Regions from separate parts of the Homo sapiens genome. Here regions 1 and 3 are each linked to region 2. A link is a contact called in ENCODE Hi-C or POLR2A ChIA-PET data. All regions are on one chromosome and are shown on one strand. Each heading gives the region's core, a stretch centred on a gene start or an enhancer-like site at or near the end of the contact. The rest is flanking DNA. Distances are from core to core; before and after follow the strand shown.

Region 1 (2,700 bases), core at 27-2,526, 1.5 Mb after region 2:
CAGAAAAAATACAATAATAGCAAGGCAATCCAGGTCAAATCTCAGCCTTGTTAGGGGCTGTTATCTAGTGCCTCTGCACTTCTGTTCCTTCACCTTCAAAAGAGGTTAAAAACGCCAGCCTCGTGGGGTGGTTAGGAGACTGATGGGAGGAATTGCATTTGAAAGACATAAATTGTAAAGATTTTTTTTGGAAGCTGAGGCTGGATCAGGGCATTATACTGTACTGGGAGTAGCTACTGCATTTCAGCGATGGCCACTATAAAGAACTTCCTGAGAATCATCCTTTGTTCCAAAGCCCTGGGCCACTGTTCTGGCCACTGCTGCTCAGATCACCTTGCAGTCAGCTCCAACTGGCCATCACGACACGGGAACATCACTGGGCTGCAGCCACAGTCACTCCAGACTGACTAGTGAACGTCTGCAAATCACTTTAGCTCTCCTTGGAGGGCATTCCACAGAAGTATTTATTATTATTATTATTACATCAATGGTCCTGAAACCACATGTCAAATTACTTATGCTCAGTATGCAGCAAGGAGAAAAAATTGAAACTCCGTGTGTTCTCACAGCAGATGCTTTTGGATCAAATGGCTTGTAATTACTACTTGGATCACTGAAGGGAAGTGAGTAGCAAAATCACAATCTGGCTGTCACAAATGGGCCCAAACCACCACAGTGGCTGATAAAAGGAAAGTCTATTTGCAAGGGAGATGAGGAGAAAACACAAAAGGGAGTTGCACGCTCCCAGTTTTCTTAACAACAGTAAAATGTCATAGAAGAGAAAGTGTTTATTTCCTTCTTGGACTGAGGCCCACACATCGGTTGATATGAAAGAAAAACAAAGATGGATCTAGCTAGCTCGCTAGCTGTATGCATATATATATGCTATGTAGGGTTGTGTATTAATATTCTCTCTAAACAGATTACCATACTGTGGTGAAGAGTAAGCTGTTTCATTCATATTTTCCATTTAAGAAAACAATATTAGGGGGTTTGTTTTGGTTTTGGGGTTTTTTGGGGTTTTTTAGGTTTTTTTTTCAGTTTACAGCTCATGACTAAGATGACAATACTGCATTCACTCACTGCCACAGAAAGTTGGAATACCCCAAGCCAATTTTCCAGAAGAAGGGGCCAAGGCCCAGGGGCTGTCACAATTTCTGCAATGAAGCTTCTGGGGTTGCCGCCATCTGAGCCTTAGTGGGGACTTTGTTGTCACAATCTCCATGACAAACACCTCCCTTCAAAGGCCGTGTAAGACTCACTATTACTCATCCAGACGTTCGTTATGAAAAGCTTTCATTTTTGGCAAGCCAAAGTGTCCTCTAAAAAAATGTTCAAGTAAGACTGGCTTTATTCCAGACTTAACAGATTTTGAATTAGGGTGACTCACTGTTGGGCTGTTATATGATGCATCAATTAGAGTGAAATAGTTTAAAATGCACACGGCCCCTCCCTCACAACAGCCTTTCTGTGTTATAGAAATGGGCGTAATGTACTTATTGTATAAAAATAGGTTTGTGCAGGTTACAAGTATTCTCCAAGAATGATTAGCAGATGAAAAGTAGCAAAATGAAATATTAATTATTTAGCCAGCTCAGGCAGAATTTTAAGTCCCAGAGATATAAAAAAACAAATTACACCCTTAGTTCTATCTGCCATTCTATCTGAATCTAGTTATCTGGGTACGATAGCACAGAAATTACAGAGGCTGCATTAAAATTGTCCTATAAATGAAAGGAATTTCTTCAGTATCCCTACATCACAAGTAATGCTTAGCTAAAACAAATAGGAGTAAAACAAATGCAGAAATCATAGTTTCTTCTCACTCCTTAGAGCATCGATGGGACCTGTTGATTTGAGCCCATCTTAAGCACTAAGCTTAAATTCTCACTGTAAGTGGCTACATCAGCAAAATTTATTTTCAAAGTCCAACATAAACTCTGTTAATAGGAAGTGTACTGATGCTATAGTTTCATAACTTTCTTTTTTCAGGGATGGGGTCTTACTCTGCCACCCAGGTCAGAGTGCAGTGGTGCGATCTTGGCTCACTGCAACCTCTGCCTCCCAGGCTCAAGCAATCCTCCCACCTCAGCCTCCGAGGAGCAAGCCACTACACTCGGATAATTTTTTGCATTTTTGATAGAGACAGGGTTTCACCATGTTGCCCAGGCTAGTCTCAAATGATCCACCTGACTCAGCCTCCCAAAATTCTGGGATTACAGGCACGAGCCACCATGCCAGGCCTCTTAACTTTCAAAGTAAGAATTTTACATTGTTATATAATGCTGGAAGAGATAGGACCCTAAAATTATGGGCCTTTATTACAAATCAGTCATCCTCAGCCATTAAATGACTACATCTAATAGAAATAGGGCATATATAAACTATATCGATTACAAGCTTTCCTGGGAGCCATGACATACGCACTTGACAGAGTGGCTAACAGTAAGAGATGGTAAGTGCAGAGTAAGAACTGGCTGGGTGCAGTGGCTCACGCCTGTAATCTCGGCACTTTGGGAGACTGAGGTGGGTGGATCGCGACGTCAGGAGTTCAAGACCAGCCTGGCCAACATAGTGAAACCCCATCTCTACTAAAAATACAAAAATTAGCCAGCCTTGGTGGCAGGTGCCTGTAATCCCAGCTACTCAGGAGGCTGAGGCAGAAGAACTGCTTCAACCTGGGAGGCAGAGGTTTCAGTG
Region 2 (2,700 bases), core at 44-2,543:
GAGCAGGTAGGTCACTTTCTCAAGGTCACGAAACTAGTAAGTAGCTGTGTCAGTCAGGGTGACTTAAACTGAGCTTTGATAACAAAGAGCTCCCAAATCTTAGTGGCTTACAATATCAAAGATTTATTCCTCCCTCCTGCTAAATGTCTACCAAGGTCTCTGGAGGCTTCTTCCTCAATCTAGGACCTCGGCAGACACTACCAGGACACTGCTGGTTGTCATGCAAGTGGAAAAGGAGAAGACCGCAAAGTGCTCAATGCTGGCACATGTTACTTCTGTTTATTTTGTTGGCCAGAGGCTGTCACATGGTACCTGTAACTTCAGAGGGCCAAGGAAGTACACTCTTATTATCTCAAAGGGAGAGGAGGAATTTTTGCAGACAGCTCTAATGACCACCACAGTGGTAAAGGAAGGATCCCAGAAGAAAGGCATTTTCTAAAGCCTATGCTCTTTGCTCCTATGAGAGCTTCCACTCACGGAGCCCTGGGCGCCTCGTGGGGTCTGAGCACTAAGCGTTTTACAGATATCATTTCTGGTCTTCATAGCCACTTGTTAGGTAGATGCTAATATTCCCTTCATTTCGAGATCAGGTTGCTGAGGCCCAGACAGGTCTTGAAGTAGCTTGAGCCAGATGGTACAGAGAGTACCAAATAGCACGTGTGCAGGCCTCTGATTAGTATGACTCGGGAGGCTCTCTTCTTTCCTTCTTTGCCTTGAGGATTTCCAATGCCACAGACATCATTTCAGTTTCACAACAGAAAACTCACATACATTTTCACAAGATTAAAACTTTGCTTAATCTTGTGTTCATTTATTGTTTTATTAATTGCTCATTGTAAAAATTCAGGTAATACAGGCATGAAGGAGAAAGCGAAAAATCACTAACAATCAAAACATCAAGAGAGAGCCGCTGCTAACATTTTAAGTATGTCCCTCCAGATCTGCTCATCTGTAACTTGTTTCTTCACATAACAATAGGTTGTGAACATCCTTCCAATAAATACACTGCAGTTTTAATGACTGCATAATACTCTATTGAGTGACTGTGCTACAATTTAAAATTCCTTGATGATCCACATTTATCTTCTGTTTAATCTCTCCCTCTTCTCTTGTTAATTCTGAGTTCCAGCTCTTTCTTAACAGTGATGTCTAAAATCTCCTGTGTCTTATGATACAGGATAAGACACAGGTCTCTTATGATAAGAGACCTTATGCTTTCGCATTGTTATGGTCAAAGATCTTTAATCAAAACACTAGTTCCTCTTTGTTACCTCTTTTCTTTCTCCCTCTTTCATAAAGAGCCCCCACAAATGGTATTAAATGTTTTGTTCTGGGAGTTTCAGGCCAGGGATTTTCCTTGACATTTCTTTTTTGTTTCATGTACTTTTTCTGAAATTCCCCAATAAACTGTCCTGTTTTTCTTTTTACTTTTGTTTTTGTATATCCACATTGCTTATTTTATTATATATTTGCATGCCCATATTCCAGAACCACTGAACAGCATGTTTTGTGCTTTTCCTGGCTGTTACCTGTGTGGCAAGGTATTCAGTGGCTTCCTGGCTTCCTTTTCTATGCCCCCTGAGTAACCCCCTATGCAGATTCATCACTTTCCTACTCATTGTAGGTTCCCTGCTTTGCTCATGTTGTTCCCTCAACCTGGAGTGGCCTTTACTGTCATCTAGAGTTGGTCTTCAGAATCCAGCTCAAATGCCTGGCCTTTCACAAAGCACCGTCTGACCCTTTAACTGTTCTTTCCTCTGTGCTTGGTAGCATTTTACTATCACCTCCAATATATACTCAGGAGTCATCTACTGAGCACCTATGGTGTACCCTGGAGGGCTGGGGCAGAACAGACAACAATCAGCCTTGGTATCCACCCTCTAGGAGTCCGGGGAAATAGGAAAACAGAACTGGAACCCAGTGTAGTCCAGGCTGAAATGGAGGTCAGCAGAGACGCCAAGATAATGACAGGGCCACGCCAGCGCTCGCTGGCTTTTCTTTAACGCACGTTTTCCCTTAGTAAAAATCAAGATCCTGAGGGAGAAGTGATCCTTTTTAATTCGCCTTTTCGGGACTTTGTGGCAGCGCTTAACGCGCCTTATGCTTAATGGCACACGTCGGGGGGCTCCCGGGAGATGACGGGTGGGCGGACCCCAGGCGCAGGTCCAGTCCCATTACCCACATTTCCCGGAGCCCAGTCTACTTTTCACATCTTTCATTCCCCCTGAAATAGATGCACATTCGCCTCCAGATTTAGAATAGGAGCAATGAGTATTTCACGAAAGCCTGGAAAATATGACTTTTCCAGAAATGGCTTAAGTCGGTCATAGATCTTCAGGCTCCTGGCAACTGCGGGACGGGGGTGTGCCCTAATTGCATCCATTTCCTCCCAGGCCTGATTGGGAATCTTGCACCGGCATCGCGAGCCCCGCTCTTCGGCCTCCAGGAGCGAGTGAGGGACGCGGGAGAGGGGCTTTTCTTCGGCGTGCGCGTCCCCCTGCCGCCGGCTTCTCCAGCTCCTCGCCGGGCCGCGCTGCCGCCCAAACTCCGCGGCGCCGCCCGCTCCGCGCCCGGCTCCGGCCCAGGTTTTGCGGCCCGCCCGCCGCCGCGCTCGCCGAGCCGGAGGCTGGCGCCGCCGAGGCCGCCGCGGCCGGGGCGTGGGGGCCGCACCGCGCACGCGCGCCCGCGGCGTCTGAGGCT
Region 3 (2,700 bases), core at 3-2,502, 1.3 Mb after region 2:
ATAAGAACCCCCAAAAATTTTAAAATTCATACAGGAGCCTACAAAATCTTAATTTTGCCTCCTTTCTCAGCATTCCATTGTCATTCCTGGGCTCTGCTTGTGGCGTTTCTCAAGGCTTTCAGCACTGCAGTCACCACAAAACCATAAAATAGGGACATTGATCTCTATTCCAAGAAACAGAAACAGTAGAGTAAAAAATATAAAAGCAATGTTTTCATCGCTTATAAAAATGTGAGGGACTATTTGGACACGACTCAGGTGAAAATAAGGGCAGAAATAATGTCATATGGGAGAAAGGAAGCTAAAGTGTGGAATCATAAAATAACTTAAAGGTCCTAATCTCCTAGCTTTGCATAGGACCATGAAAGTCAGTATCTGCACCTCGAGCGGAGATGATTTGTCCAAAGTCACCCAGCTTGTTCACCACTGAGTCAGGACCTGAGCATGTGTTTCTGATTTCTGCTTCAAAGTTCTTTCATGGAAGAAGTGAGGTTTTCATGCTATTGAAAGTTTGGGCTGAAAATTACAGTTCAGATCCAATTCCTTAAGCGTCTGCAGGCATGAGAACAGGTTTAGGAAGTTTCTCTCTTTTAAAGCAACTTTGTGTTGGTTTGAGTATAGCTACTATTAGGCTTATGTAACTAATATTTGTCAGGGCTACCTACATGCTTTTGAGATATAAAGACTACTCCTTCCACTAAACTGTCAGAGTCTATATAATTTTTGAAGTGCCACAGAGCAAAGCAGTACATATTTATCTAACGGTGTCTTCACAATTTTAAGTCTGGACTATAGTTTTCAGATTGTCCTCTTTTGTAATAAGGAAGGAAAGGACAACTCGCATAGGCGTTGAGAGCCAGAATTTTAAGCTTAAATGGTTAACTGCGATTAGGTGGGATTTTTTTTTCCTCCATGTGTAAAAACACTGGTTGGCATAAGGCATACATTTTTACACACAAAACTCAAGTTGCAAGTCTATAGGAAAAAATGTGCACCAAAGTTTTCTCAATTGTCACCGTTGCAAACTAGAACTTCTTTACCCTTCTCCTCTGTTGCATTATTCTAGAAAACTTCTAAGTAAAATGCAGGAGCACAACCAATAAGGCGCCTGCCACTTCCTCAGTGGGAAGCGTCATAAGTAGTACTTTCCATTTGAAGCTGATGTCTTAAAATATCTTTGTTTCTAAGTACTTTTGTTTTGAAAGATCTGGGAGGGGGCGGGGAGTGGAAGGGGAGGGGGAAGAATGGGCAGGAGGGGATTTCCCAAGAAGGCCAAATAACAAGAAGTATAATGATGGCTTGCTGTGATGAAAATGGAAAAAAGTTGTAATACATGAAAGAAATATTTTCAACGCAGAAGTAAGAGCCAAACTTCACTGAGTTGAAGGCAGCTGAGAACGCTGTGCCCCTGTGGGATGAGGGAAGGCTGAGGGTGGTTGAGAATTCTCTGTGATGCAATATGGAGGAAGCTGAATGCTGGGGGTGAAAAATGCCCTCTAGCAATAAAGTCCTCCACCTCCTGCCTAACGGGTATGATTAATTCTACATCACACTCAATTTGTGAAAAGAGCTCTTGAAAAAAAATTAGGACGGTTTGCTTGTGCAAACTGTCAAAATGATGAATGAAATAGGTGTGTATGAATGGGGAGGGAGGGGGAGGATTGCTGACATAAATAGATTGGCTTACACATTTTAGTTCTCCCTAATATCACAGCTGTGCAGTCAGGACTGAGACAACTGCCAACTGCAAGATGCGGTTCGTTTTCTTAACTGCATATGTAGTCTTCAGACTACGATACAACAGATTATACAAGAACTGAGATAATCTCATTTCTTCATAAATTGTCTTCCTTCATCAGCTCCATAATATATAACCATGATAATGGGTATTTATAGTGTGTCCCATGCAAAATGGCCTTTGGGTTCTTAACCTAATATAATAAACAGATAATTCAAATAAAAAGACAGCACGGGCCAGTGGGAACAAGGGAAAGAGGCCAAAAAAGACAAAAAATCCATACTCTACTAAAATATATTAATAAAACAAAGGAGGGCCTGCTCTCTTTTCTAGTGAATGAAAAATGCATTTAATTTAATCTGTTTACTTTGAGAAATTATTTACTTTCACTTTCCCTCACACTGGAGCTCTGACTACTCCTGGAACTGATCATCTCTACTAATCACCAAGATTCCTGCCATCAGTTGGCCTCTTTAGGAGGGGCCATTCATGCTTCTCCTAAAGAAATGTATGCTTCTTGTCTTTCCTCGGAGGGCCTCAAAAGGCCTCAGTACCCCATCAGCCCTCACCATTGCTCTGTGCGGAAGTGACCAGTATTAATATGTTTAATATCTTGGTTTATTAACCACAGATTGCGTGACTACAGTCTTCTTGCAAAAGAGTCCAATGAAATACACAAACATTTTAAAATCTCCCTTCACCTCCCTCCCCAAACTAAACACCTCCCCAACTTTGCTCCCTAAGAAACTCACCATTAAACAGTTGAATATGTCTCATTCCATTCCTTTTCCATGCATTTATATGCATATACCTATACACATTCATGCATAAATAGGGGTGTGTGTGTGTAGAAGGCAGAGGAAGTGTAATTTGTTTTGTTTTTCATTAAAGCATAACTTCGGGCACCGTCAGTGTCAATACCTGATGATCTATTTCATTTTGTTTGGTGTCTTTAGAGTATT

Evidence for each region. Hi-C counts contacts between places; a loop is a spot of excess contacts on that map. ChIA-PET counts read pairs that join two places held with the same protein, here RNA polymerase II (POLR2A). Pooled maps may share reads with other maps.
Region 1: a pooled map shows a loop between it and region 2 (10-fold over the local background). The contact joins two enhancer-like sites. A Hi-C loop is called at or near these places in 6 of 37 single-sample maps with no recorded cell type and 9 of 50 pooled maps.
Region 3: a map of CD8-positive, alpha-beta T cell shows a loop between it and region 2 (20-fold over the local background). The contact joins two enhancer-like sites. A Hi-C loop is called at or near these places in 2 of 168 maps with a recorded cell type or tissue (CD8-positive, alpha-beta T cell and naive thymus-derived CD4-positive, alpha-beta T cell) and 10 of 50 pooled maps. POLR2A ChIA-PET finds 5 or more read pairs at or near these places in 1 of 52 experiments (activated T-cell).

What each region holds. Positions count from the first base shown.
Region 1 is chr6:155,169,892-155,172,591 of GRCh38, reverse strand. The region is part of intron 9 of TIAM2 (TIAM Rac1 associated GEF 2); the gene reads right to left. Among named protein-coding and RNA genes, the nearest start is that of CLDN20, 93 kb to the left of the region's middle. RefSeq lists enhancers at 736-795, 826-1,245, 1,286-1,345. Within about 2 kb of position 1,276, at least 18 of the 41 ENCODE cell types and tissues checked have a DNase peak (open chromatin) inside an H3K27ac peak, as active enhancers do.
Region 2 is chr6:156,687,409-156,690,108 of GRCh38, reverse strand. No RefSeq gene overlaps it. Among named protein-coding and RNA genes, the nearest start is that of ARID1B, 89 kb to the left of the region's middle. RefSeq lists a silencer at 2,584-2,700 and an enhancer at 2,247-2,700. Within about 2 kb of position 1,293, at least 8 of the 41 ENCODE cell types and tissues checked have a DNase peak (open chromatin) inside an H3K27ac peak, as active enhancers do.
Region 3 is chr6:155,417,108-155,419,807 of GRCh38, reverse strand. The region is part of intron 10 of NOX3 (NADPH oxidase 3); the gene reads left to right. Among named protein-coding and RNA genes, the nearest start is that of NOX3, 37 kb to the left of the region's middle. RefSeq lists enhancers at 1,197-1,256, 1,357-1,506. Within about 2 kb of position 1,252, at least 9 of the 41 ENCODE cell types and tissues checked have a DNase peak (open chromatin) inside an H3K27ac peak, as active enhancers do.